Linked DNA regions of Homo sapiens: region 2 is linked to region 1. The links are chromatin loops, found by intact Hi-C in ENCODE. Cell type or tissue: PC-9. All regions are shown on one strand. Links, peaks and the distances in the headings refer to the core of each region. The heading gives the core; the rest is flanking DNA. Region 1 holds the start of CCN1 (cellular communication network factor 1). Region 2 overlaps COL24A1 (collagen type XXIV alpha 1 chain).

Region 1 (15,217 bases), core at 2,316-10,315:
TAAAATGAGAAAATATGCAAACAGTGAACCTACATTTTCACCTAGTAACCATTCAGCCTCTCATAGATGGTTCCAGTGTCCCCATGGTTCCCAAGGCCAAGGCCAAATATCAGCCAGCACTAATCCTGAGTCATGGCATGGTGTTACCTGGCTGAATCCTGCAGGCACTTGAGTGTGTGTCCTCTGAGCTAGGAGAATCCTGTTATCTTATAGACAAGGAAACCTAGGCAAAAAGCTCACATGGCTCACTCTGCAAAGTTCCAATGCCATGACAGCAAGGCCATTCGCAGATGGTCCCAACTGACATCTCTTGCCAGTTTTCAGAAGGAATCCTATGGTCCAGTGCATCAGACTGATTGTTATGCCCAGTCAAGGCCTTGTTCCCTTCCTCTCAAATGTCCTGCCCTGCTATCAAACTCCTGTTCATCCTTTCAGCCCCAGATTAGTCGTTCCCCCTAACTCCTCTCAGGCAGTGAAGTATCCACACAGCATTTATGTACCCACTTCTGCAATATGCCTTACAGTCCTGCGGGGGACGTTCAATATTAAAATCCTCTTTCTCATGTCACCAGTACCTAGCACTATGCCATGACACATCACAAGCTCTGAATAAATCTGGGATTCAGGGAAGGGTAAATACATTGTCCTCAAATATATGGGTAATTAGTCCAGGCGCTATGGCTCATGCCTGTAATCCCAGCACTTTGGGAGGCCGAGGCGGGTGGATCACTTGAGGCCAGAAATTCGAGACCAGCCTGGCCAACATGGTGAAAACCCATCTCTCTCTCTCTCTCTATATATATATATATGTAATTAATTATAACATAGTTGGGGAGAAAACGGGTTAAAAACAGACGGGGAGCCTGGTGCAGTGGCTCACACCTGCAATCTCAGCACTTGGGGAGGCCGAGATGGGCAGATCGCTTGAGCCCAGGAGTTTAAAACCAGCCTGAGCAACATGGGGAGACCCCATCTCTACAAAAATTAGCTGGGTGTGGTGGCATGAGCCTGTAGTCCCAGCTACTCAGGAGGCTAAGGCGGGTGGATGGCTTGAGCCCAGGAGGTCAAGGCTATGGTGAGCCTAGATCATGCCACTGCACTCTAGCCTGGGTGACAGAACCAGACCATGTTACAAAAAAACAAAACAAAACAAAACAAAACAAAACCAACAACAAAAACAGACTGGGTCCACAGTGAACACCCAGACTGATGAACCATCAAGTAAGTGATGCTGAAACCTTTATCTCAATGACAAATTCAACTCCTACCAGGCCAAGCCTTATTCCAGAAGTAGGGATTGCCTGAACAATGTGGCTTATGAGGTGTCAAAAGAACCCCAGAGGTCCTAAACATCTTCCCCACCAGCCTGCCAAGGTGCTTAAAGACCACTCTATATATGTATCTGCATTAAGACCTTTTCTGTTAAAATACAACACTCCTTTTCTCCCTCCTTCCTAAGAGCCAGTACATTACGCAATTCTCAGGGGTTAGCACAGCTTCAGGTAATTTATCAACTATTTTTTATATCTGATGCATTTCACCTAGACTATTTGGGTAAGCTGTGATAGAGTTAAATAAAGGTAAATTTCCAGGAGAAGAGGATGGGCCTGAATGTCTGAGGTAAGAGATAGAGAGTAGGCAGTATAGCACAGTAGTTAAGTGTGAGACCTTATGATCTGGGCCCAAATCCAGTTTCGCTGCTGGCTAGGTGAGTGACCTTGGCTAGTCACTTACCTTCCATGCCTCCATTTCTTCATTTAGATAGAAAATGGTGTTACTCAGGAAAGGGAACATCACACACTGGGGCCTGTTGTGGGGTCAGGGGAGAGGGGAGGGATAGCATTAGGAGATATACCTAATGTTAAATGATGAGTTAATGGGTGCAGCACACTAACATGGCACATGTATACATATGTAACAAACCTGCACGTTGTGCACATGTACCCTAAAACTTAAAGTATAATAAAAATAAATAAATAAAATTTAAAAAAAAAGAAAAAAAAAAGAAAATGGTGTTACCAAGATGACCTGCTTCAATGGGGCATCTGAGAATTAAACAAATCAATATATAGAAGGCATTTAAAATGATGCCCAACCTATGTGAACCCTATATAATGTGTTAATTTCTGACTAATTTATTAGAGGGGATGACATGAGATTTGGCCCTGAAAGGAGCTGCTCTGGCTTTACTACTTGCTGCCTCCTTTCCCAATTTACTGAGAAGCAGGCAAGGTCCCGAGAGGATGAGCAGCGTCCCCAAGGCCACAGCCTACTGATGGCAGAGCCAGGACTTCCTATCCAGGGCTCCCCACACGCGGAACTTCTCGAGGAGGAAGAGGGGAAGGGGTCGTGGGAGGCCAGGAGAAACCGAGAGCCAGCTTTACCATGTGTCCCTTCTGGGGATAATGGAATCCAGGCCCTTCGGGGCTTTTCCCCAGAGCTGGCTACACGTCCCGCTCTCGGGTGCGCTTGGTGTCCACGCAAACGCCATCCTCCGAACATCCCCCCGCCCACACACACACATACACACACAGCCCCACACCCTTGCGCCGGACGCACCCTCTACGTCTGGCACAGCACGGCAACTCGCTGCCCCGCTGGGAGGACTAGTCAACAGGGGGGCGGACGGGAAAAGTGACACAACTGGGCCGCGGCGCCCTCCGCGCCAGCCTCCCACGCAGCGCAGGGCGGACTTCGGCCCTCAGAGGGGTGAGGACTGGGGCCAAACTGCCCGGGTCTACCCCGCCGCCCGCAACGCTCCGGGGTCCCGCGCGGAGGGAGGCCTGGGCGCGGGCCGCCGCGGCGCACTTTTCAGGAACGCGGCGGCCGCAAGCCTGCCAGGCCGGGTCGCAGGACAGCCGCCGCCGCCGCCACCGCCACCGCCACCGCCCCCCGAAGCTAGATGACGGAGTCTTGAAAGACTTTCACCAAATATGGGCCGGGGCTGGAAACGTCCTGCGCCGCGCGCCGCCGGAAACCTCGATTCTTGGCAACCGCGGTGACTGTGGGCGCGCGGGCGGGGTGGCCGGCAGGGGGCGGCGGTAGCAGCCGGGCAGGCGCGTCCGGATGCCTCGCGTCCCGCACCCTCTCGCGGTGCGGACCCTCTCCGCTCCCTCCGCAGGGGTCCCGGAGCCGACCGCCCTCTCCGCGCGTCGGCCACCCAGTTCCTGCCGCAGCCACCAGGATCCTGGCTTCCTGGGGCTCTCCTGGCTGTCAAGCCAAGGGGATGGGGGCGGGGAAATGGTAGAGGAGAGAAATGGGATGGTACGGGGGCGCCACCTTAAAGCCGGTCTTTTGCAGACACCATTAAGTTCTGTTCATTAAGGTGGCTTTGAAGAGTGGAGTTGTGAGGTTGGGTGTGCAGCCGAGGATCTATGAAGACACACACACACACCCCTACTACAGGCACTCCGGTCGTCCAGGGCAGTGGTGCTCAGGGTGTGATCTCCGGACCAGCAGCATCAACATCACCTGGGGACTTGTTAGAAATGTAACTAATCAGAAACTCTGGGGTGGGAACCCAGAGAACCATTCATTAACTAGCCCTCCAGGCGACTCGGATGCACGCTAGTCTGAGAGCCTTCCTAGGGCTAGGAAACTGGAGTCGCCAGATTTACCGTTATTATTCTCGGTTGCCGCCAGACAGTGAGCCCTTCATTAGGTAACCTAAAATTCCCTGGCAGCAGCGGTTGAGAGACGTCCCCATCTCTCAGCCCGAAGCCAGGAGCTGCAGAAGACAAGTAGCCCCTTCTCCGTGGATTGCAATCCAAGGCAGCCCAAGGAAACAAGGCAGTCCGTTATTTCCTCCTGGGGCACCCGTATGGGGAGGGTGAAGGAGAAACTAGCAAAAGAGCCATACAGAATTAGCACCCGAAGCAACACTTACCCATAAACATTTGCACATTTCGCCTCCTGTCCGTCAACTTGGACTGATCTGCGGCTCCCAGCGGAGGCGGCGAGAAGGCGACGGGAGGCTGGGGTTTCTGGACGGTCTTTGGGCAGGACTTGAGGAGCCGCTGTTTCTCTTGCCTAATGTCGTCGATTACTAGCAGGCGCAACAGCACATGGTATATGGAGAGGCTGTGCACATAGGTTACTCTAGTGTCTCCCGCTCCCACACCTCCTGGCCCTGTTGCTCCAGCTTCCCACCCCCATCCCACAACACACCCCCTGCTTTAAATGGGCAGCTGACGGTAAGGTTCTCTAAATTTCTCTTCTGGGGCAAACTCATCCTCAAGATTCCCCAGTTGAAGTCCAGAAACAAACCCACACACCCTTGTTAAAAAAACTTTAATGTGATTTTAAAGGAATCTCTGGAATGGCGTGTGTTTGAACGCAGTGCGGCAGACTGGATCTCTGCCGTCCCCCATCCCCAACCTCCAATTAAGGTATATACGGCCAGTTGGATGATCCACTGTGCTTTTATTTTAAATCATGATGGACAGATTGCGTGAAAAACAAGGAATTCCAAAGAATTTCCTGCTCTGGGAAGAGAAGTTAAATCTATATTTAACAACATTTGAAGCTGTCAAGAATGCTTTGTGGTTGGATAACAGAGGCAGAAAAATGTTAAAAACGCAGGCTACTGCTATACCCAAATATGGAAATATTGTTACGTCTGGTGTCTGATTCACCATCTGGAAATACTTACAACCATGAAGTCAAATAGAAAAGACGCCACAACAGAAGCCAGGAACCCTCCTCTCCATTCTCTCTCTAGTTCAACCAGTACTGTCCCTGCACCCCTCCTCCCCCCTCCCGCCCCCCGTCACTTCATTAAGAAGGAAACAATAATGAAATGATAAGGCAGGAAAAACAGTGTTTTGTAAATAATAATTGATGTATTAACCTGTGTACGTGTTGGGCCCACACTTTCCTCACTGTATTTGCATAACACCTGACAATCCATTGTCTTGAAAAGTCTCCCACCCCTAACCCTCTAACAGAGCTTTAGAGATCCCACTCCCTCTAGCAAATGCTGCTTCCATTTATGAAAGGGCACTTTGGAATGAATGAAACTGAACTCCTTCCTGCAAGAATTCTCTTCACTGGAGTGTGTTTTCATCCTGACAGATTCTCATTGTGCTTATCAGGAAAGTCAGCATTAGCACTAAGGGCCTTTTCAAGCAAGACTGCTAAATTATGAAGTCTGAATAGCCTTAAACATTAAAAAGGATAAGTAGTTATCCTAGAGCATATGAGTCTTACATGATAATTTTTATTAAAATTATGCAAAAAGTTTTTGAAACTTGCAGGGAAAGTTTATCAATCACACTAATGGTATTGGTGATGTTCAAGTAAATTGTCTTGTGGTGGGGTCTTCTACTGAGTGTGTTGCAAGTAGAACGGGATCTTAAAATCTGCTGACATTTTTACTGCAAAATATTACATCCTAAATCTCTTTTCTGTACTTGGAGAGAAGGGCATTGCAATTCATTTAAAATGGGAGGCTTCCAGTGGTCCCTAGGAAAGGAGTTAAAAACCCCACAAAATGTCCAGCTTGAAGGAGTCTGCTTTTCCCAGAGATTCATAGGGCACAATGGTCCTGGAATCTGGTTTGGCCTTGCGGTCTTTGCAGGTGATGATTTCAGGCCACTCCACGGTGGTCTCCTGCACTTCTGGCTGGCTGCTTGGTTAGCATAGCCTCCTGCCCGCGGAGGGAGGCGGGAAGGGCTTACCCCGTCTCCTGCATCCGTGAGGAAGTATAAGTCAGCCTCCCGGAGAACTCCCCGCGTTCGTTTCCTCTCGGACTTCCAACCCAGGCAGTGGGCTGGAACTAAAGTGGGAACCTCCAAAAACAAACAAGTACAACATACCCAAAAGAGGGAAGGGCTGGAGGAGTGGGGGAGACCTCTGCCTGGGAATTTGCCAGACGATGGGCAAGTTTCCCCCCGCCCCACCCCCCCCCCGCCTTTTCATTCATAAATGCCACTGTGGGTATTAATTTGCAATTCACTGAACTTTGCTAATAAACATCATGCCAAAGCTTTGGGACTTGTTCCGAACACGCCTCTTTGAAGTCCACAAATATTCCTGACTCAGAGACACACTCCTCTTCCCCGTTCTACTCTTTCAACAGATAACTTGCCTCTCACCTTCGCTGTAAAAAAGCAAACAGCTCACTGCCTTCCCGGGTGAGGGCTTCAGTGGCTGCCCGGTCAACTCGCATCACCAAACAAAACGACTTTTGTTCCTCCCTCTCAGGTCCTCCCACCCACCCAGTCCAGGCAAAGTTCTGAACTGGCCCCCCTCGCCCCTCACGACCCTCCAACTACCATCACCACCATCACGCCCCAAAGAACCCTTCCCAACATAAGTCGTAATTTAAGGTGGAAAAAACGAACTGTTTTCTTGACGGGTCTGGGACACACACACACACACACACACACACACACACACCCCCCGAACTGTTTTCTTGACGGGTCTGGGAGACAGACACACACACAGACACACACACACACACACACACACACACACACACACACACACACACACACACACAAAGGTGCAATGGAGCCAGGGGAGGCGCTTGGCAGCAGCCCGCGCCAACCAGCATTCCTGAGATGTTTGAGAATTCTGGAACGCGCAGACAGAGCCGACGTCACTGCAACACGCGGCGCCTCCGCCGGCCCGTATAAAAGGCGGGCTCCGGGGCGCCTGGGCAGACCGCGAGCGAGAGCGCCCCCGAGCAGCGCCCGCGCCCTCCGCGCCTTCTCCGCCGGGACCTCGAGCGAAAGACGCCCGCCCGCCGCCCAGCCCTCGCCTCCCTGCCCACCGGGCCCACCGCGCCGCCACCCCGACCCCGCTGCGCACGGCCTGTCCGCTGCACACCAGCTTGTTGGCGTCTTCGTCGCCGCGCTCGCCCCGGGCTACTCCTGCGCGCCACAATGAGCTCCCGCATCGCCAGGGCGCTCGCCTTAGTCGTCACCCTTCTCCACTTGACCAGGCTGGTGAGTTGGACTCTCCTTTTGCCACCTATTCCCCGTCCGCTCTCCAGCCCCTTCCCCTGGTCCCAGATTGCCCACGGCAGGAAAAGTTAAAAAGTTCGCGATCGTTTGCGGGTAGCCGTTTCTTTAAGCACTCTCCCCCTCCCCCCGAAGACGTGTCGGGACCTCTTGGTGGGAGCAGCCTTCCGAGGTGGCCGGGCTGGACGAGATCAGAGGCTCCCCGTCGATAGGGTCGGAGACCCCCGTCCCTCACTGCGGCAGCCGCGGCGCCCCTCCTGCGCACCGCGCCGAGTCTCACGCGTATCTTCTCCCCCTTCCAGGCGCTCTCCACCTGCCCCGCTGCCTGCCACTGCCCCCTGGAGGCGCCCAAGTGCGCGCCGGGAGTCGGGCTGGTCCGGGACGGCTGCGGCTGCTGTAAGGTCTGCGCCAAGCAGCTCAACGAGGACTGCAGCAAAACGCAGCCCTGCGACCACACCAAGGGGCTGGAATGCAACTTCGGCGCCAGCTCCACCGCTCTGAAGGGGATCTGCAGAGGTAAGATGCTTGTGGTTTGGCCCCTTTAAAAAAAATACTAGTCCCCATAGTCCAGAAGTTTAGTAATTCTGAGACCATGTATGGTGATGCTTTGTTGTTGGTAGCTTGGCAGAAAGGCACATGATTTCAGCAGTCTGGAATGCAATTCAGTGTGTCTGGGCCCAACGAAAGCGCATACGGAAAAGTGATTCCTGACTAACTTATTGTTCTGGTCTGGAGTCTCCGGGGAATTGTAGGGAACTTTACCATAAATTGAATTTAACAGCAGAAAATATGTATGAGTTTCAGGCGGTGGTTTGGAATCTTAACTTTATCCCCTTCTACCTTTCTCTTTTGGTGATCTTTGCAGCTCAGTCAGAGGGCAGACCCTGTGAATATAACTCCAGAATCTACCAAAACGGGGAAAGTTTCCAGCCCAACTGTAAACATCAGTGCACATGTATTGATGGCGCCGTGGGCTGCATTCCTCTGTGTCCCCAAGAACTATCTCTCCCCAACTTGGGCTGTCCCAACCCTCGGCTGGTCAAAGTTACCGGGCAGTGCTGCGAGGAGTGGGTCTGTGACGAGGATAGTATCAAGGACCCCATGGAGGACCAGGACGGCCTCCTTGGCAAGGAGCTGGGATTCGATGCCTCCGAGGTGGAGTTGACGAGAAACAATGAATTGATTGCAGTTGGAAAAGGCAGCTCACTGAAGCGGCTCCCTGGTAAGTGGAGACTGAGCACTTCAGACACTGTACTGAGATGCATTTCTGGTCTAAATCTTTGTAGAAATGAGTGCTTGAGCCTGTTTGTGTCGGTATGCCTCTGAGAAGTCTTCCCTCTTATATGTCTCTAGTTTTTGGAATGGAGCCTCGCATCCTATACAACCCTTTACAAGGCCAGAAATGTATTGTTCAAACAACTTCATGGTCCCAGTGCTCAAAGACCTGTGGAACTGGTATCTCCACACGAGTTACCAATGACAACCCTGAGTGCCGCCTTGTGAAAGAAACCCGGATTTGTGAGGTGCGGCCTTGTGGACAGCCAGTGTACAGCAGCCTGAAAGTAAGTTCCTTCAGGGACGTGTAGACTGTTGCCTGGCAGGTGGGTGGGATGTGAACATCTTTTTGAAGAAAGAGAAATATCACCCCTAACTTTCCTTCTCTCCTTTCTCTTACAGAAGGGCAAGAAATGCAGCAAGACCAAGAAATCCCCCGAACCAGTCAGGTTTACTTACGCTGGATGTTTGAGTGTGAAGAAATACCGGCCCAAGTACTGCGGTTCCTGCGTGGACGGCCGATGCTGCACGCCCCAGCTGACCAGGACTGTGAAGATGCGGTTCCGCTGCGAAGATGGGGAGACATTTTCCAAGAACGTCATGATGATCCAGTCCTGCAAATGCAACTACAACTGCCCGCATGCCAATGAAGCAGCGTTTCCCTTCTACAGGCTGTTCAATGACATTCACAAATTTAGGGACTAAATGCTACCTGGGTTTCCAGGGCACACCTAGACAAACAAGGGAGAAGAGTGTCAGAATCAGAATCATGGAGAAAATGGGCGGGGGTGGTGTGGGTGATGGGACTCATTGTAGAAAGGAAGCCTTGCTCATTCTTGAGGAGCATTAAGGTATTTCGAAACTGCCAAGGGTGCTGGTGCGGATGGACACTAATGCAGCCACGATTGGAGAATACTTTGCTTCATAGTATTGGAGCACATGTTACTGCTTCATTTTGGAGCTTGTGGAGTTGATGACTTTCTGTTTTCTGTTTGTAAATTATTTGCTAAGCATATTTTCTCTAGGCTTTTTTCCTTTTGGGGTTCTACAGTCGTAAAAGAGATAATAAGATTAGTTGGACAGTTTAAAGCTTTTATTCGTCCTTTGACAAAAGTAAATGGGAGGGCATTCCATCCCTTCCTGAAGGGGGACACTCCATGAGTGTCTGTGAGAGGCAGCTATCTGCACTCTAAACTGCAAACAGAAATCAGGTGTTTTAAGACTGAATGTTTTATTTATCAAAATGTAGCTTTTGGGGAGGGAGGGGAAATGTAATACTGGAATAATTTGTAAATGATTTTAATTTTATATTCAGTGAAAAGATTTTATTTATGGAATTAACCATTTAATAAAGAAATATTTACCTAATATCTGAGTGTATGCCATTCGGTATTTTTAGAGGTGCTCCAAAGTCATTAGGAACAACCTAGCTCACGTACTCAATTATTCAAACAGGACTTATTGGGATACAGCAGTGAATTAAGCTATTAAAATAAGATAATGATTGCTTTTATACCTTCAGTAGAGAAAAGTCTTTGCATATAAAGTAATGTTTAAAAAACATGTATTGAACACGACATTGTATGAAGCACAATAAAGATTCTGAAGCTAAATTTGTGATTTAAGAAAACAGCGCTTCATGTTCATCAGAATATAAAGCCTAAGGGTCTCCATCACTCTGTGAGATGGCTATAATAATTTATTATTTTAATCACCAGGTTAGTGGGCATGCCACTTTAGTAGAGTAGAGAAACCCTTTAATGAAAAGGGGTAGTCCATAACTCAGGCTGCCCACATCCAGACCCATGGGCAAGATTGAATATAATTAATGTATTCTAAAGACTTGCTTGTTTATAACTTTATATTTTCCCAATACCGTTCCTAAAAATTAGAACTACTTAGAAATTTACCCTTGGCTGTTATGAGGAAAAATCTGAGTCTATAGGAGTCAGTTTGTTTTCACTAAATGAGCTTGAAGCATGACTTGTGTTAATCCTAATAAGCCGGTGATTAGGTAAACATGCTGTTAAATGCAAAGGAATGCAAGGAATTTCAACTACTTTTCCAATAGCGTGAGGGCCAAGCTACCCCATCCCCCTTTCCTTTTTATAATATACGTTATATTGATGGGGGAGGGAGCAGTTATATAGAGTTGGCTATTCAGAAGGTCAAAGGTCCAGAGCATTCCTAAAAGAAAGGGACCCAAATCATAGGTCTAGGAGAGGTTGAGAAGGCTGTGTCAATGTTTGTGAAAATGTCAGTAGTCTGTTTCAGAAGCATCTTCATCTTTAGAAAGCGCTGACAATAAACCTTTTATAGGGAGAAGTTTTCCTTTCATCATCACTGTTGGCTCCTGTTCAAATCCATAGTGAAATATTTCAGTCCGCACTTAGTTAAGAGAGTACTTGAGTTTTTAGGCAGAAGAGAAAGTGCTTTTAAAAGGAATGGAGGAGGACAGCTCCTGGGATCCTGAAGGGATTTTTCCAAGTAGATTAAATAAGATCCATACTTTAATGAAGACCCACAGAAAAATACTGCCTAAGAAATGGTTTTAAAGCCTTATGGAAATGCATAGAGGTTAATATAAATGCACTAGTAAAATCTATGGCCAAAAGCCTTCACTTCTGATTTTGACTTGCCTGAAATATTACAGCTTGTGCCTTCTGAATAGTCAGGTTTCTTGCCTGAGACATTCAAATGTTAAGGTATTTGAGAATTTAAACATCAGCTGGCCCAGTCGTGGATGCAGTTAAACTTGTCAGTGCAATGTAACGTGTGAAACATAATAAAGGTGTGAGGCTTTTGTGGTGCAATCTTGTTGAACAGACATCTAAATCCATAGGCAAGATTTACACATTCCCAAGCATCAACCCTGAAGTATTGCTCTCCAACACTGGAGTCCAACAAATTGCTTCTTATGCAGAGATCAAGGAGCAATATTTTACAGATCCTTTCAGTGTGCAGGGAAGTAGTATTTGTCCAAATAAGCTCAAATGTGAAACAGAACCTAGTATGGGAAAACACTGAATCTTTGGGTTATTAATTTCATCCTAGTAAATATAATGAGGGTGATTGAAAGTGCCAATTCCATTTACAATAAGTGTGTTCAATTAATAAAGAAGATGAATACAAGCAAATTATGTCTTTTGTTTAGCTATAGAAAAACCTGAAGAAATTAAAAGTAGTGGAGAATAAAATTATGATATTTAGAACACGTAAGTTTTACCTACATCCAGAATGGAGCTCTGCCCACTTTAAATATTGAGAAAACAAACCAAAAATTATGCATCTGCATATATGAAATAGAAGTTACATATAGAAATATTCATTATAATATATATGTACCTTCCCATGCACAGTAAAGACCTTGGGTTGTTCTTGCTTTTCAATCCAAAAGATCCTGGTGGTCTTGAGCTATTTTTTGGTAGAGATTTTAGAACTGAGAGAGTGATCTCAGAATCTTAGGCATTCCACGAATTTTAAGAAATACTCTATGGGACATTGAGCAGCACAGCAAGTAGTCTCACTATGACTATTTTTTCATATGAACATATGTGTTGTCTGCTCCACAAAGAGATGCAACTGAGTCAAAATTAGCAAAGCATATTTTAGAGTTATGTTTTCCAACAGAGGGAACAGACTTGGTTTGTTCACAACCTCTTCTTGCAGCCTTCTGGCACTACTTGAAAGTCAGTTGAGCAATAGCAGTGGTTCAGTATGACCACAGTACAGAGCAAAGCTATGCTCTGGGCAGAATGGCAGGTGATACAGTGGAAAGAATCCCATGGAATCATGTCTTTTAGCACCAGCTCTGCCATGAATTCACTAGGTGACTCTGGGCAAGTTTCTGTTTCACTCCCTCATGTTAAAGTAGGAAAATAGCTTTCAGCATTTTTGTCACCCCAAAAACCCTTTCTCATACACCCACTTCGGTACATTGGCTCTCATACCTTAAAACTTTTATCTCCTCAAGTAACCACATGTGTGAACTGAAAACTGCTCAAGGCTTTCTGTCATCAAATGCACTTGTTTCCATGAAGCGTTTGAAAATGTATTGTGGCTAGACCCCTTCCCCCCCCTTTACTTTCTAAAGCACCCTTGGTTAGAGGACACAGCAATTCCTGGATCTCAGAGTCTACAGGTCCATACTTTAACCTCACTGTATAGCCCTATCCAGGCCTCATTAACTCCTTGCCCTACACAACTGATGCTTTAAAACAAAGCATATTCTGAAACATGACAATGATCCATTTGTCCTACAAATAGATTAGATATAGCTGTGACTTTCTCCATTGGTGGTGGGCAATATTCATCCATGTAATCTTATAAACTACAATTAATAAATACTCAGATGCATTTGTTACTGCTTTGCTGTTTCCATATATTCTGTTCATATATTCTGAATCTACCCCTTTCTCATCTCCAGAGCAAACCTCTAGATGAGACCACCATCATCCCTTGTCTGAATTACCAGAATGGCCTCCTCATTTATAGCATATTGTATTTTCCAAAGGTGGCTGCAGCAATATCTCCCACTCCATGTGCCCTTCTGCAATGTGCCTCTGTTGCTCCCCCATTAATGGGGGGGTCTATTTCTCCACCCTCTTGGATGTGGGTGAGCTCTTGACCTGTGAATGTGGAGGAAGCAATGCAATGTGGTACAAGTTCCACATGCAGTACTGGCTAGGAGTTCCTCCATCTTTTCTCTTAGAAATGAGCTTCCATGTAAGAAGTACAACTACTCTGAGACCAGCAGACTGTGAGAAGCTGAAGCCACATGGATAGGCCTTAGAGAATGAGTTGCCATGTGGAGAAAGAGAAAGGACCAGGAGCACTTGGGCATTACACCTGTCCATGAAGAAACCATCTTGGAAGTGAATCCTCCAGCCTCAGCCACCCCAGCTGATGTCTTGTGAATCAGAGATGAGCTGCCCAGCTGAGTCCTTCCCATAGTTCCTGACCCACGAAATAGTGGGCAAACCAATACGGTAATTATAAAGAAATAAGTTTTGGGTTTGTTTGTTACATAGCAATAGATAACCAAAATATCATTGGTTTCCATTCTTCCCCTTTTACATTTTTAAACTGACTCTTTAAAAATGTAAATCGGACTATATGGACCCTTGGGTTAAAGGCTCCAATGGTGTCCCACTGCTGTCAAAGTAGAGATTTAGCTTCTTACTTGGCACCCAGGTCCTGGACCCTGCCTACTTCTTACCATTCACCCTCATTCACTATACTTCCACTTGCCTTTTCTTCTTCTTTGAAAAAGCCAAGCAATTTCCCCTGCAGGGCCTTTGCACTAGCGTTCCTCTGCCTCAAATGCCCCTTCCCCTGACCTAGGCTTCTTCTTGGCATGTAGGTCTCAGCACAAATGCTACCTTCTTAGCAACCTTTCTTCACCACCCAGTCTAAATTATTAATAGTTCCTTACACCAAGAAGTTTTTTAAGGGGCAGAGCAAAAAGGTGGAATAAAAATCCCCAACAATCATCCCCACTGCAGGAACACCAAATTTAACAACTACCTACACAAAAAAGAACCTTTACAAGAACCAGAATTCAGATGAGCACTCACAACCAGTTTCTAACTTCATATCGTTGAAAGAGGCACTGAAGAGTGTAGGAAAGACAGTCTTGAATCACTGCCACCACCCCTCCCCCATTCTCTGGCAGCAGCCACATGGTGCAGAGAATCTGTGCTCTTGGGAGAGGGAGACTACAGCAACTAGGAGACTGCCTGGAACGCAGTGCTGCCCTGTCACAGCAGAGATGCCCACCTATGGAGGTAGCATTCAGACCTGTCCTAGCCAGAGGAGAATCACCCATCCCAGTGGTAAGAGCTGGAGTTCTGGCAAGCCTTACCACCATGGGCTGAAGTGCCTTGGGGACGTAAATAAACTTAAAAGGCAGTCTCGGCTGTAAGGACTGCAAGTCCTGGCACTGAGCTGGGCTCAGAGCAGGTGGATTTTAAGGGCATGTGACTTACTGAGATACCAGTTGGGGCAGCTAAGGGAGAGCTTGCATCACCCTTCCCCCAAACCCAGGCAGCACAGCTTGCGGCTCCAAAAGAGACCCCTACCTCCCACTTGAGGAGAAGAGAGGGAAGAATAAGGAGGACTTTGTCTTGCATCTTGGATACCAGCTCAGCCACAGTGGGATAGGGCACAGGTCACAGTTGTGAGGCCCCTATTCCAAGTTCTAGCTTGCCAACCACATTTCTAGACACATGTTGGGCCAGAAGGGAACCTGCTACCTTCAAGATAAGGACTCGGAGCTGGCAAGAACTGTTACCTGCTGACTAAAGAGCCCCCGGGCCCTGAATAACCAGCAGTGATACCCAGATAGAATGCTGTGGGCCTTGGGTGAGACTTTGAGATGTGATGACTTCAGGTAAGACTCAGCACATTTCCAGCTATTGTGACTATGATGAGAGACTCCTTCTGCTTGAGAAAAACAGATGAAAAAGCAAAGGGGACCTTGTATTGCATCACAGGTACCAGCTCAGCCACAGTGGAGTATAATACCAAGAGGGGTCTTGGGGCCCCAATTCCAGGCCTTGGGTCTTGAATGGCACTTCTGGACCTGCCCTGGGCCAGAGAAGAGCCCACTGGCCTGAAAGGTGAATCCCAGGCCTGGCACCATTCACCACTAGCTGACTGAAGAGCCCTTAGGCCTGAGAAGAATATCAGTGGTAGCTTGGCAATACTCCTCTTGGGTCCGTGGTGGTGGTGGCTACAGGGTGAGGCTCCTCTTCCTCTGAAAAGGGGATGGAAGAGTGGGAAGGACTGTGTCTCATGGTTTGAGTGCTAGCTTAGGCACTGTAGTGTAAAGCACCAGATAGACTTCTAAGGTTGTTGACTCGAGTCCCTGGATCCTGGATGGCATCTCTGGACCTTCCCAGGGCCTGGGGGAACTTGCTGCCCTGAAGGGAAGGACACAAACCTGGCTGCTTTACCACCTGCTGATTGTAGAGCCC
Region 2 (15,217 bases), core at 4,443-12,442, 270 kb after region 1:
ACTCTCCTGCCCCAAAGACTTTAATATAAATGTACTATAATTAATCATTTAATCTAGAGCCTTACAATTTCTTTAAATAATTAATTTTACTCTTACAAAGCTCTACAAATATTTTCACATATATTATTTCAGCTCAGTCTTGAAACAACCCATGGAAGATATTTTAATAATTTATTTAAATTTTAGCTCCTTGATATTTATTTTTTTCTTCCAGAATTAGTAAAATTTTCAACTTTAAAAGTGCTTCTTTTATTCCTTGAAAATTTTTCCATGCAGTCTTTCAGGAATAATTCATGAACTCAATGTTTAACTTTAAGATTAAAAAGCCAATATATACACAAACCTTTTCTCCTTTAGGTCCTGGCAATCCAGAGGGTCCTGGTTGGCCCTGATGGCCCTACGAAAGGACAAGTAGACATTTATACATGCTCTACCTAGATATTAGATATTGCATTATTCTGAAAGGAAAAATAGGATTCACTGTCTAGGAGGATGAGACCTAAATATGTTAGAAAGGTTTATCAGAGAGATTTCATCTTAATTTGAATATTTGGGATATCATCTTTAATAAAAATGTTTTCATGTGAATATATTTTTTCAATTATAAATACTTACCCTGTACCCTGGAATTCCTGGTTCTCCATCAGGTCCCATCAATCCTAAATGTCCCTGAAAAACAAAGTAAATATTAGTGAGAGAGAGAAAGTAAAGAATTGTTTAAATCATTAGACTTCTACTCCTATTGTTTAAATTGTTACCTTTAGATTTTTCATGGTTGAAATTTACCTAGTTTGAAATAGGAAAGCAAAAAATAACCCCCCAACTTTTGTCTATTTTTTTTTCTGAAACACAAAAAGTTCTGCAACAAATGTCTTTTTGGTTTACTTCTGATATAAATATCCTTAATCATATTAAAAAAAATACTTTCAGTTGTCAGAATCCTGCTGCTCCCTAACGAATTATTGGAAATGTGGTTTACATCTGTCAAAGTTTGTGCCAGATGTGGGTCACTGAATATTAGAGAGTGCAACCTGAGAGTTTTTGACATTGTCACTACGGGATCCAGAACTCCATACTCATTGTTAGTTTCAGATGCTATGATGAATATGGTTTTAGTCCTGGTCAAAGTTATTAAAAGGGAAATGGTTGACAACTTACATGTAATAGTTACCCTATGATTACTCTTATTATCAATATTTTATAGATGGTGAAACCATGTAAGCCAAAGACTAATCAGCAAATGCCCTTAGCCTACTGAATAGATTGCTCAGACAATTGAAAAAGTAAAACAAACAAACAAACAAAAAAAACCTGAAAAAGTCCTATATTTCATATTAGCAAAAAGATTCCATATTGACTCTCCTATTTGAGTCTCAAAACAAATAGAAGATGGGAAAATTAAGGCACAGAATAGGTATGTGACTTGCCAAATGTCATACTAGAACTAAGTCTCTTGATTCTGCATATATAGTATTTCCCATTTAATCATAGTGCTTCACTATATTTGATGATTTCTTTAAATTCCCAGCTCTAAAAATGTTCACATTGCAACTATTAACCATTGATTAGTAAATTTAGACTCATCCAGATAAGAACAAGTTTCAGTCTAAAAAAGGAATTGCACAAAATTAATTTTAAAACATCAATAAGAATTCAGCCATTACCTAGGTGAATAATCTAGAATAGAATGTAACTACTCAGTATTCATTAGCTCAAGATGGCTGAATGACATATGCTTGCTTCAATAGTCTCATCCAACAAAAAAGAGAGAGAGAAAAGAAAGGTATTTATTTGTAATAACAACACTGGAAAATAAGTAAACATCATCAGTGGACCAAAATTTTGTAATTTGAGACAGAAAATTAGGGCTGAAAATATGCAAAGAAAAAAATCATTGCAGATGTGCAAGTAGTCTCAAGGAAATTTCAAATGCTGAAATCAAGACATTGAAGGGGCAGGATAGGTTCAGGTGACTAACTGGGGAAAGGAGTCAGGTATTCCTATTCTACTTGTGCTGGGTAACTGATGATTGCATTTGCCTAGAAGATAAGTGAATGCGTGTGGAAACTGTTGCCCCAAAAGCAGGCAATGCTAAAGGCTGCTGCTGACTCAAGTGACTCTAGAGCCAACATAACAAGAAATAAAATATGCAATTCATAAAAGAAAAAATGAACCTTAATGTACCTAAAATATATATGCAAAATATGTAACCTCCCAAAAATAAGTGGGGAGAAAATGTGATGAACAGATCTCAAAATCTGTTTTCAGAAATCAATGACTCAAATAGCAAGAAAAAAAACAGTAAGAAAGCTATAAGGATTTAAGTAGCTTAGCTAACAACTTGATTTAACAGAAATACTTAGGACTGTTTATTAGCCCCAAAAAAGGAAAAGAAAGAAAGAAAGAAAAGAAAAGAGAAAAAGGAATCTTTTGACAAAATTTGAATATAGTAGTCCTCAAAGAAAATTTTAGTAAATTTCCTCAAAGCAGAAATCATATAGGTCACATCCTCTGGCTATAATGCAATGTAATTAAAAATGAGCAATAAAAATTAAAAATCTACTTAAAAAGAAAGATCCTTTAAGATAACTCTTGTTCAGGAGAAAATAAACTCTGAAATTGCAAGCTATTTATAAGTAAATGATGGTAAAAACACAAACATAAAAATACGGGAATATGGCCAAAGTGGCACTCAAAAGGGAACAGGTAGCTTCATAATGCATTTATTAAATAAATAAAATAAATGGGCCAGACATTTAATTCAAGAAGAGATTAATACTGAAGCAGAAATTAGTGAATCAGAAAACCATTTTAAAAAGTTGAGTGAAAAACAAAGTAGACACTTTGAACTGACTAATAAAAGAGCAAAATATTTGGCAAATCTGATCACCGCAAAGAGTAAACACGATAAAACAACATTAGAAACAAGAAGAACATAACCAAAGGAAAAAAAATTAATTATAAGAAAATAGTCATTTCAAGTTTCACTTACTAAATATGAAAATCTAGTTGAAATTGATACTTTTTGAGAAAAAATTTCAAAAATTTATTCCAGAAGATACAAAATTTGAAAAGAAAGCCAAAGATCTACTGCTAATAAAATAACATTTGGCTCAGATTGTTTTAATAGCAAGTTTTATAAAACCTTTGGAGAACAGACACAATATCTATGTTCCATACTGTTACAGAGCACAGAAAAATATGAAAAATTTACCAACCCATTTTATATGACTTGCTTAACACTTATGCCTAAATCCAATCAATGATAGCATACATTAAAAAAGGATGGAATGAAGAACGATGGAATGAAGAAATAGGCCTACTTTGCTTACAAATACAAATGCAAAACTCTTAAGGTAAACTACATTCAATAAGCTAAAATAAAACTCTTAAATAAAATGTTAAAAAATGAAATCTATTTGCATTAAAATAATAATATAATTAAACCTAAGTAAGATTTATCCTAGGAACTCATGGTTGATTCAACTTTTGGAAATCTATGAAGGAATTTTCTTATATTTACAAACAAAGGAGAGAAAGCATGGGTTTATCTAAACAAATGTTGTAAAAGGATTTGATAAAATTCAACATCTACTATGGGATTATCTAAAAAAATGTTGTAAAAGGATTTGATAAAATTCAACATCTACTCTTGGTCAAAACTCTCATTTAAGAATGAAAATAAATTTCTTTAAACAAATAAATGGTATATCTAAAAAACAACTGTAAACAACACTTGATATTATAAGCATTAGAAGCATTTTCACTAAAGACAGGCCCACAAGACAAGGTTTTCTTCATCATGACTTCTATTCACTGCTATAGTAGAAGTTCTAATCAATGTAGTAATTCAGAGAAGCAAATAAGGGGAGGCAATATTATTTACCTGAAGAATCCCTATGAGAATCATCTACATTCGTTAAAGTGGATATAAGATCAAAATATAATAGCACCAACAGCACCACTAAGTTGATGTAACAGAAAAAGGATTATATTAACACTGAGAATAAAACTCAAAAGCAAAGCAAAACAAAAAAACAAAAATACTAAGAATAAACTTAACAAGAAAGATTAAAGAACAGAGATAAGGGAAATATTTTATTGATGAATATGTAAGCAGATTTGAGTAAATAAAAAGACATATGGTGTTTATAGAAAGATTCAGCATTGAAGGAAATTGAAAGTTCACATGAAAGAGGAAATCATAGCAAGAGTCAAACTTTTTTGTAAAATGAATTATGAAGTATTTGCCCTAACAGAAGGTATCACAATAGTATAGTAAGTAAAATAGTGTGGTATTGACCCAGAAATAGACTACTAGATTCAGAGAATAAAGTAGAAGAAAAACAGACTAATGAATATTTGAGAATTCAGTTTATGGTAAGGGAAGCATTTCAGAAAAGCAGAAAACAGACTGACCACTCAATAAATAGAATTGGAACAACTGTCTATAAGTTTGGAAAAAATAAACTTAGTCTTCTACACCTTATATAAAAAAATACCCACAAAAAAACCAAAAACCTCCATACATCTTAAAGAGTTAAGGTAAAAATAAAGTTATAAAAGTATTAGAAGAATATGGAAGAATATTCTTATATACTTTAGGTAGGGGAGGCATTTCTAATAAAATAAACACAGAAACTGAAAGGGAAAAGACTGACAAGTTTGACTATATAAAAATTAAAATGATCTATACAGCAAAAGATATACAAAATTAAAAGATAAATTGCAGAAAGAAAAGCATTTGTAATATATTTTGTAACATATTTAACAAAAATATATTAATATTTTAAGCATATAAGGAGTGATTGCAAATCAATAAGAAAAAGGCAACAATCTAATGTGCAGTATATATGAACAGGCAACTTCCATAAGAAAAAAGTGCAATTGGGAAAGTGTAAATAGAAAAAATGCAATACACATTCTCACTTATCAGATTGGCAAACATCAAAAGAAGTAATATGAAATGTTGATGGTGGGAGTGCAAATTTGATGAAACCTCTTGGGAAGGTAGGTTGGGAACGTGTCAAATTAAAAAATTAATAACATTATAAAATGTTTTTGTATACAGGTCAAAGACAGAGAAATGCTAGTAATTTAAATGAAAGAAAGTAAGAAAGGCCTAGATCCCAGTAAGGAATAGAATACCGAAAATAAGCCTGAGGCAAACTTTCCTCAGACAACAAATGGATTATGCAATGATCTCTAAAAAGCCTTAGTGAAAAGTCTAGCACTTGTGACATTTAAATGGAGACTACACTAAATGGAAATACGCATGCATTTTGTAAAAAAGCCTATGAAACAGAAGACTCAATTAGATAATCTTTTAAATATTTTGCATCTCTTTCATGCTGACTTTCAGAACAGGTCTAAATACATTCGCAATATAATTTTCCTAATATAAGAGTTCATAAGTATCATGCTACACTTGTTCCTAACATCATGCAAAGTTCCTGAGAAAGATGAAAGATAAAATTAGATGTTAGATTTATCACAATTGGTTAGAAAAATAATATCCAAATAAAGCAGGTTTGTTTCCAACCAGAGAAAGAAAATCCATTTCAAGTAAACCTAATTTTCAAAGCAATTTGTCAACCATGACAGCATAGTTTTATACAGATACTAAATCCCAATTTTAAGTGCTGGCCATATAAAATTTCCTAGTTTGGTTAGGAGTTATAATCTTACTTTTTAAAACCTCATTTCATATTTTATTTCCATTTTCATTTTTTTCTCTTTCCTTTTTCATGTCCAGAAACCACTAAGCCGTTTAAGTACTGTGGAATGCTTACAATTCTCCACATCCCATGGAGGTAGATTATTTTCAATGGAACTATTGCTTTGTCTGTAAAGCTAATCAAGGGATGAAACTTTAAGGGCATGGATACGTTTCTTTCCCATCCACAGTGACTCAATTCTGGAAGCAAGTCAAATACTGACCACAGCACCTCTAGTTCCTCTGGCACCCTTAGGACCACTTTTCCCAATTTTTCCAGGAGGACCTCTGCTTCCAACTTCTCCTGTGGGTCCTATTTGTCCTTTATCACCCTGTGGATGACATTATTAAGAGAGAAAAGCAAGAAAAAAATTTATACTTAGATTAATTAACTATATCATATTCCTGAATAGCTCCTGAGGATTATCTGGTTAACAGTATTACAGATCACTATTAACAACAATAACATACCATCACTATATAAGTTATTTTAAAAATAAAAGTAATTTTGGAAAAAGATAAAATAAAAATTTTGACCAAACAAGCAGGGGGCATCTGGTGCTCATGTTGAATCCAAATAACCGTTTTTTACTTTTGAATTTTGCTATATATGTATGTAAGTATGCATGTATGTGTTGTTACTATAAGAAATCATAAGCTCTTTGGAAAGTCTGTTTCTATAGAGAATTTCAATGCAACAAGGTCTGTTCAATACAAAAAGAGCTCCAGTGTGCAGTTCTGTACATTCAGGATCATCACTCATTGGCTTGGAGTATGCCTTGAAAAATCTGCAACATTTTTACATCACTTTACATCTTTCAGAAAACTAATTATCTTCTGTTTTCTATTAGACACACTGACCTTTCTTTTTTGTTGTTGTTTTTTTTGAGACCAAGTCTCACTATATCACCTAGGCTGGAATGCAGTGGCAAGATCTCAGTTCACTGCAACCTCTGCCTCCTGGATTCAAGCGATTCTCCTGCCTCAGCCTCCCAAGTAGCTGGGATTACAGGCACCCATCAACACGTCCAGTTAATTTTTGTAGTTTTAGCAGAGACAGGGTTTCACCATGTTGGCCAGGCTGGTTTCGATCTCCTGACTTCAAGCGATCCGCCCACCTCGGCCTCCCAAAGTGCTGGGATTACAGGTGTGAGCCACTGCGCCCAGCCAACAAACTGACCTTTCTTTAGCACCAAAATATAGCTGTTCTTAAACAACATTGTGTTATTCTTCATTTTCCTAAGTGAGAACCAACCTGTTCTATTATTGATAAACAAGAAGATACAAAGAAAAACTACTGTGAACACAGTTGGACAGGAAATTTTTGGGATTCATAACAGCTAAGAGGCTTTATTTTATTTTTCCAGGGGTGCAGGTTGTTATTATACAAAGACTTGCACTGTCTCACTATGAATGTTGATTTTAGTAAAATATTTTTAGTAAAATATAAAGTAAGCAAATAAAAATATTCTTGATTTGTAGTTCTTCATATATGGAAAAAATAAAACCAACTTAGAAAAACACATTGACAACAAATAATTATAGTTACATTCTCTTCCCTCAAATACTTTACTAAAGTTGTCATTGAAAAGCACAAATGGTATAGTATTTTCCTTTTATCTTTCTTCTTGCCCATGGTCTACTAAAAGAATTTTTGGCAAACAAGAGAAAGAAGGAAAAGCCAAGATTTTTTACAAACTACAAAATGGAAAATTTGCCTTCAAATAATCACGATAATAAGTACTCCTAACTGAAATTAAATATTAATTTATATAAATGTATCTTTTAAAGCAACATTTATAATTCTTTACTACTTTACTATCTAGTCCAAATTAAAAACATTACAGCAGTCTATGGAGTTCTGGGCACATCAGAAGAAAGAAAACCTGCATAAGAAGATGTAAAAAATTACCTTTTTTCCTGGACGACCTCTTTGCCCTGGAATTCCCACAATTCCTTCAGGTCCCTAAAATATTCAATATAAAAAAGGAAATAAATGGTTAAAGAAAAGATGAGATGGAGTATTTGAATACTTCTATCAGATAATCACTGGATTGGATTGGACGAGAAGTAAAAATGAGGGTTAATTTTCACATTATTAGGTTTGTATCATTTAAAAAGAGGTCACAATGACTTAGAGGTGTAGCTGTTATTAGCTATAAAGTTCACATGCACAAACTGGCCAAGAGAGTCTTAATTACACTGTTCATTATTCTAGGTGGAACATTACTTAGATTCAGTATACCCATTTTAATTAGAGAGAATGTAATTAAAGTTAACCCATGCCTTCTACGTCACAGGCTGTAAAACACGTTTAACTAAAATAAAAAAGTATAAACCCAAAGGCATCCATCTCAGCATTTCTATCAGCTACTGGGAGCTCAGCATCTTGTGGAAAGTACAGGACTTCTGCCTATCCAATGAAGTCTCCACACACATATGAAAGAAAGTACAGAGTATAAAATACATCTAGTACATGGTCAAGGAAAATTTCAATGTGTCTAGTACGTGGTCAAAGAAAATCTCAAAATCTCACTGGAGTAGAAAGAGTTAAAGAGATATTCGTTGATCTGTGGGAAAAAAAGAAGGAAATACAGAGAGAAAAAGGAGGTAATCATATAAAACTTAAAAATAATATTTTCATTTCAATTTGTCCTTTGTGTAGCTAAAAGTATATTAAAAGTTTTCAATATACACTTTTTTTTAAGTAAAAGTGGGGCACTATATGAATTTTCAGGTAAACAATGGTTAGGCTTAAGTGAGTTCCACAGTAAGCCAGGTTGCAAGTTCTAAAATGGCTAATAATTAATCACAACATTCCCTGCATTCGCTGGAAATGAAAATAGAAATCTCAAATTTGTGTCCCAAAAGCTTGGCAAATTGCAAAAATGATGTAGACAAGAAATAACTTGTGGTTTACCACTGTGCTATGTAGGCTCTAGATAAATATTTGTTGAACGAATAAACAGATACCTAAGGAAATGACTCATACCCTATGCTCCTGAGAAAATGCTCTTCTAGCCTCAGAAAATCACTGAATTTAGAGGCCAAAGCTGTTGTGCTCTATTGCTGTAGTTATAGCTGCATCCAGAGGTAGAAATGGTAGTTGCACTAACCTGAGGACTTCTTTGAAGTTAATGAGGCCTTTCAAAAAGAGGCTGATTAATCTTCATAGAGATTAAAGGTGTGAGCTTTTAAAAGTCAGACTGCTCCCATTTCATATTCTGGCTCTGGCACCTAACACCTACCTATACAGCCGTAGGTAGATTATTTAATTTCTAAAGGCCTCAGATTCCTGTTAAATAAAAGAGGTATAAAAGAACATCTTCAAAGACTAAGAGCAAATAAGAGAATGCATGTAAACTTTAGAAAGGACTAGACTTATGATGAAGAGCTCAAAATATGCTAGTCGTTATTAACTTCTGCTGTTTATTAAAAGTGTATTACACAATATTTAAGTACATGTAAAGATGTTAAAAGGTACAATGAAAGCCCGTTTACCTACATCTACTTTAAGAAATAGAACCAATATATGTGTATGTCTATGTGTGTGTGTGTGTGTATATATATATATATATATCTACATATATATATACATATAATTGAAGCCCCACATTAAACATATACTTATCCAAACTCATCACCCTTTTTCCCTACTCAGGTGCAATCATTGTCTTGAATTTTATTGTTCCTACACATTTCTTAATAATTTTACTCCATTTGTATCCCCAAGTAATATGTATTTTGTATCTTTAAAAATTTTTAAAAAGCAGTATCATACTTTATGTGTTCTCCTGAAACTTCTTTTTAACACATTTTTGTTTTGAAATTACTGTGTCTTTAATTCATTTACTTAAAAAAATGCTACAGGATTCCATGTTATTATCAAACCACAACTTAAGTATTTTTCCCGTTGGTTAATGTTTTGGTGGCTTTCTTTTGCTATTACAGACAATGCTGGAATAAACACTCTGTACTTGTCTCTATGTGCTCATGTCAAGAGTTTTTATAGGGTATGTACCCTGGAATTGAATTGCTGGGTTGTAGGATACATGCATCTTCAAGCATATCAGATATTGTCAAATTGTTCTCCAAAGTGATTTTGCCAATTTACATCCTCAATGGCAATGTTTAAGAGTTCCACTTACTTCATATTTCCTATAATGCTTGATCGTATGAGACTTAAAATGGGTGCAGAATGATGTTATCATTTCAATTTATGTTATTGGTTATTATGGAAAAACGTATAGCTACTCATAAAGTTATCGGACATCTATATCTCTATGTGAATTTCTGGTTCCTATCTTGTGCCCGTTATTCTACTGGGCTGTCTTATTTAGTTACATGTATATGTTTTTATACATACTTATATTTTGTTCATTCCATATATCACAAATCTCTTCTCCCAGCTTGTATCTTATTTTCTCACCTTGTTTATTACGACTTTGGACTAACACAAGTTTGCAATTTTAATGCAGTCAAAGTCATTAATATTTTCTTTCTGTTTCTTTTAGTGCTTTGTTTTAAGAAATCTTTACTGCTTCCCCTTTCCTTATAAGGTCATAAAATATTATCTTAAATGTTCTCCCAAGAGTTTTAAGATTTTGATTTTAACAGTTAAGCCTTTAATCAATTGGAATGTAATTTTGCGGGGTGTGTGTTTGTGTGTGTGCGCGCACGTGCGCATTTGTGTGAGGGAGAGTATTTTTTTTTTCATTTGGATAACCAATTGTACTGGTATCATTTATTAAATTGTTCATTTCCTTATAGATCTGTAGTGCATAATCAATTTATCAAAAATCAAGTTTCAAAATATACTTATATCTGATTCTACATTATCTTCAATTTCCATTGGTCTGTTTGTTTATTTGTGAATGAGTATGGCACTAACTAACTTAATTACTCTAGCTTCAATAATAAGTTATATCAGATAGGTCAGATTCTCTCTTCCACCTCCTCCACAACCATCCCACCTCTGCACAACTTATTCTTTAAAGTTGTCTTAATATTGGCCCTTTGGTTTTCCACACAAATTTTTAAATCACTTTTTATCAATCAAGTTTTATTAAAAATCCCATTGGGATTTTGGTTGAAATTGTATTAAGTGTATTCATTAATATAGGAGAAGATTGATAATTTTATAATATTGAGTTTTCCTATCATGAATATAAAATAACTGTCCATTTATTTAGTTCTTTAATAAATGATTATAATTTCTTTAATTGCAAAAATTTTCCACACCATTTTTACAAATATTTTGTTTAGATGTATTGCTAGGTACTTAATTTTGTGGCTAATTGTGTTGGAAATTGCATTTAAAAATATCTAACTGCTCATTGCTGGTGAAAAAGAATGGAACCTATTTTTGTATATTACTTTTATTTATTTATTTAGAGACATTGTCTTGCTATGTTGCCCAGGCGGGACTTGAACTCCTAGGATCAAGCAATCCACTCACCTCAGCCTCTCGAGTTACTGGAAGTACAGGCGCATGCCACAGTAACCACAGTATTATGTTTTATTTTTTCTATCTAACTTTTATTTTAGGTTCAAGGGGTACATGTGCAGGTTTGTTATGTGGATAAATTATGTGTCACATGGATTTGGTGTACAGATAATTTTGTCACCTAGGTAATTGGCATAATATCTGATAGGCAGTTTTTCAGTCCTCACCCTCCTCCCACCCTTCACTCTCAAGTAGGTCCTGATGTTAATTGTTCCTTTCTTTGTGTCCATGTGTACTCAAGGTTTAGCTCCAACTTAAAGAGAACATGTGGTATTTGGTTTTCTGTTCCCACATTAATTTGCTTAGGATAATGGCCTCCAGCTGCATCCATGTTGCTGGTTAAGGACATGATCTTGTTCTTTTTCTATGGCTGCATAGGATTCCATGGTGTATACATACCACTTTTTTTTTTATCCAGTCCACTGTTGATGGAGATCTAGGCTGATTCCATGTCTTTGCTATTGTGAATGGTGCTGCGCTGAAGATAAATGCGCATGCATCTTTATGGTAGAACAGTTTATATTCCTTTGGGTATATACCCAGTAATGGGACTGCTGGGTTGAATGGTAGTTCTTTTAAAGTTCTTTGAGAAATCTCCAGACTATTTTCCACAGTGGCTGAGCTAATTTACATTCCCACTAGCAGTGTATAAGTGTTCACTTTTCTCTGCAACTTCACCAGCATGTTATTTTTTGACTTTTTAATAAAAGCCATTCTGACTGGTATGAGATGGTATCTCATTGTGGTTTTGATTTGCATTTCTCTAATGATTAGCAACATTGAGCATTTTTTCATCTACTTGATGGCCAAATGTATGTCTTTTTTTGAGAAGTGTATGTTCAAGTCCTTTACCCATTTTTAATGGGTTTGTTTGTTTTTTGCTTATTGATTTAAGTTCTTTATAGATTCTGGATATTAGACCTTTGTTGGATGCATAATTTGCAAAAACTATCTCCTGTTCTTAGGTTGTCTGTTTACTCTTTTGACAGTTTCTTTTGCTGTGCAGAAACTCTTTAGTTTAATTAGGTTCATTTGTCAAGTTTTGTTTTTGATGCAATTGCTTTTGGAATCTTTGTCATGAAGTCTTTGCAAGGGCTGATGTCCAGAATAGTATTCCCTAAGTTCTCTTCTAAGGTTTTTATAGTTTTAGGTTTTATATTTAAGCATTTAATCCATCTTAAATTGATTTTTGCATGTGGTAAAAGGTAGGGGTCCAGCTTCAATCTTCTGCATATGGCTAGCCAGTTATCCCAGCACCATCTACTGAATAGGGTAAACTTTCCCCATTGCTTGTTATTATCGGCTTTGTCAAAGGTCAGATAGCTGTAGTTGTGTGGCTTTATTTCTCGGTTCTCTAACCTGTTTCATTGGTCTGTGTAACTGTTTTTGTACCAGTACAATATTGTTTTAGTTACTGTAGCCTTGTAGTATAGTTTGAAGTCAGGTACTTGTGATGCCTCCAGCTCTATTCTTCTTGCTTAGGATTACTTTGGCTACTTGGGCTCTTTTTTGATTCCATAAGAATTTTAGAATGGCTTTTGCTAATGCTGTGAAAAACGTTCTTGGTAATCTGATAGGACTGGCATTGAGTCTTTAAATTGCTTTTGAGAAGTATGGCCATTTTACCAATATTGATTCTTCCTATCCATGAGCATAGAAGGTTTTTACATTTGTTTGTGTTGCCTCTGATTTCTTTCAGCAGTGTCTTGTAATTCTAATTGTAGAGATCTTTCACCTCCCTGGTTACTGTATTCCTAGGTTTTTGTTTTTTTTTTTTGAGATAAAGTCTCGCTCTGTCACCAGGCTGGAGTGTAGTGGTGTGATCACAGCTCACTGCAACCTCACCTCCTGGGTTCAAGCGATTCTCCCGCCTCAGCCTCCTGAGTAGCTGGGACTACAGGTGTGCACCACCACGCTCAGCTAATTTTTGTATTTTTAGTAGAGAAGGGGTTTCACCATGTTGGCCGGGATGGTCTTGATCTCTTGACAGCGTGTTCCACCTGCCTCGGCCTCCCAAATATTCCTAGGTATTTTATTCTTTTTGTGGCTATTATGAGTGGCATTAAACTCTTGATTTGTTTCTCAGCTGGGATGTTATTGGTGTATAGAAATGCTATTAATTTTTGTACGTTGATTTTGTATTCTGAAACTTTGCTGAAGTTGTTTATCAGATCTAGGAGCCTTTGAACAGAGACTATAGGGTTTTCTAGGTACAGAATCATATAATCTGCAAAAAGAGTTTGACTTCCTCTTTTCCTATTTGGATGCCTTTTATTTCTTTCTTTTGTCTGACTGCTGTGACTGAGAGTTCCAGTACTATATTAAGTAGGAGTGGTGAGAGTTCCATCTCTCAAGGGGAATGCTTCCAGCTTTTGCCTATTAGGTATAACATTGGCTGTGGGTTTGTCATAGATGACAGTTATTATTTTGAGGTATGTACTTTCAATGTCAAGTTTGTTGAGGGTTAACATTGAGGCACGTTGAATTTTATTGAAAGCTTTTTCTGTACCTATTGAGATGATCATGTGTTTTTTGTTTTTAGTTATATTTATGTGATGGATCACATTTATTGATTTACATATGTTGAACCAATCTTGCATCCCAGGAATAAAGCCTACTTGATCATGATGGATTAGCTTTTTGATGTGCTGCTAAATTCAGTTTGCTAGTATTTTGTTATCGATTCTTGCATCTATGTTCAACAGGGATATTGACCTGAAGTCTTCTTTTTTTGTTGTTGTATATCAGAATGATGCTGGCCTCATGCAATGAATAAGGGAGGAATCCCTCCTATTCAATTTTTTGGAATGGTTTCAGTAGGATTGGTACCAGCTCTTCTTTATAGCTCTGGTAGATTATGGCTGTCAATCTGGTCCTGGGCTTTTCTGGTTGGTAGGTTTCTAAGTCACTGATTCAATTTCAGAACTCATTATTGGTCTGCTCAGGGTTTCAGTTTCTTCCTGGTTCAATCTTGGGAGGTTGTATGTTTCCAGGAATTTATGAATTTCTTCTAGGTTTTCTGGTTTGTGTGCAGAGAGGTGTTCATAATAGTCTCTGAGGGTTTTTTGTATTTCCGTGGTATTGATGGTAACATCCCCTTTGTCATTTCTGAATGTGTTTATTTGGATCATCTCCCTGCCTGTTTTTCTTTATTAGTCTAGCTAATGGTCTATAAATCTTATTTATTCTTTCAATAAATGAAGTTTTGGTTTTGTTGACCTTTTGTATGTTTTATTCTCATCTCCATTTTGTTCAGTTCAGCTTTGATTTTGGTTATTTCAGCTTTTGGGTTTGTTTTGCTCCTGTTTTTCTAGTTCCTCTAGGTGTGATGTTATGCTGTTAATTAGATATTTTTCTAACTTTTTAATGTAGGTAGGTATTTAGTGCTATAAACTTCCCTCTTAACACTGCTTTAGCTGTATCCCAGAGATTCTTGTATGTTGTATCACTGTTTTCATTAGTTTCAAAGAATTTCTTGATTTCTGCTTTAATTTCATTGTTTACCCAAAAGTCTTTCAGGAGCAGACTGATTAATTTCCATTTAATGGTATAGTTTTGAGAAATTTGTATTCTAATGATTCCCTAATTATATCACCTGTTCTCACTCCATCACTGACTTTCTGATTACCCTACCTAATGATAGCTCTTTGCATTTGTATTTGGTATGTTAAACTTTACGCGTCCAAAACCAAAGTCTCTAAATCCCTCCTCCTAACCCTAAACTGCTTTCCTCCTACTCTTCCCCACCTCCACTGTAATAAGGCAAAATTTGAAAATTAGTAAAATGGTTTTCTTTCTTGCCTCTTTGAATATGAGGAGTTTGCCTGTTCAGCCTCAGGTGTCTGTACGCCCAAAGGCTGAATGCCTTAAAATAATATTTTTCTGTTTTCCTTGTTTCCAACTTTTAACATTTCATGAGTTGAGTCTGGAGCACCTAGCACACAAAGCTGTCCTGTGATAGAGAAGACACTTTCCATGTATTACCATAAGGCTTT

What was found. Peaks named below come from ENCODE experiments on the same cell type or tissue, not always from the same donor. Only the 100,000 strongest peaks of a DNase experiment are listed, where the experiment ranks them.
Region 2: it touches region 1 in a loop (21-fold over the local background); 5 of 110 quality-filtered maps call a loop at or near these places.

Annotation. Positions count from the first base shown.
Region 1 is chr1:85,574,098-85,589,314 of GRCh38, forward strand. CCN1 (cellular communication network factor 1) reads left to right here and starts at 6,664. Exons shown (of 5, transcript NM_001554.5): 1 at 6,664-6,950; 2 at 7,268-7,481; 3 at 7,831-8,187; 4 at 8,319-8,527; 5 at 8,643-9,853. The coding sequence starts at 6,888. The coding sequence ends at 8,945. It overlaps LOC124904208 (a long non-coding RNA gene), which reads right to left and starts at 2,949. Exons shown (of 2, transcript XR_007066201.1): 1 at 2,929-2,949; 2 at 1-1,807. It also overlaps a transcript of DDAH1 not described here. RefSeq lists silencers at 2,703-2,902, 3,013-3,292, 6,645-6,774, 7,205-7,264, 7,275-7,324 and 1 more and enhancers at 3,773-3,832, 6,232-6,754, 6,485-6,534, 7,801-8,322. In PC-9, for the core only: CTCF peaks have their summits at 3,102, 3,302, 7,302 (motif pointing left), 8,546 and 1 weaker place; DNase peaks (open chromatin) are centred at 6,054, 6,544, 8,424, 10,274 and 4 weaker places; H3K4me3 peaks cover 5,968 bases; H3K27ac peaks cover 5,801 bases.
Region 2 is chr1:85,841,725-85,856,941 of GRCh38, forward strand. It overlaps COL24A1 (collagen type XXIV alpha 1 chain), which reads right to left. Exons shown (of 60, transcript NM_152890.7): 38 at 7,629-7,682; 39 at 5,941-6,048; 40 at 616-669; 41 at 344-397. Among named protein-coding and RNA genes, the nearest start is that of ZNHIT6, 140 kb to the left of the region's middle. In PC-9, for the core only: a CTCF peak has its summit at 8,810; DNase peaks (open chromatin) are centred at 5,177 and 8,707; H3K27ac peaks cover 1,338 bases.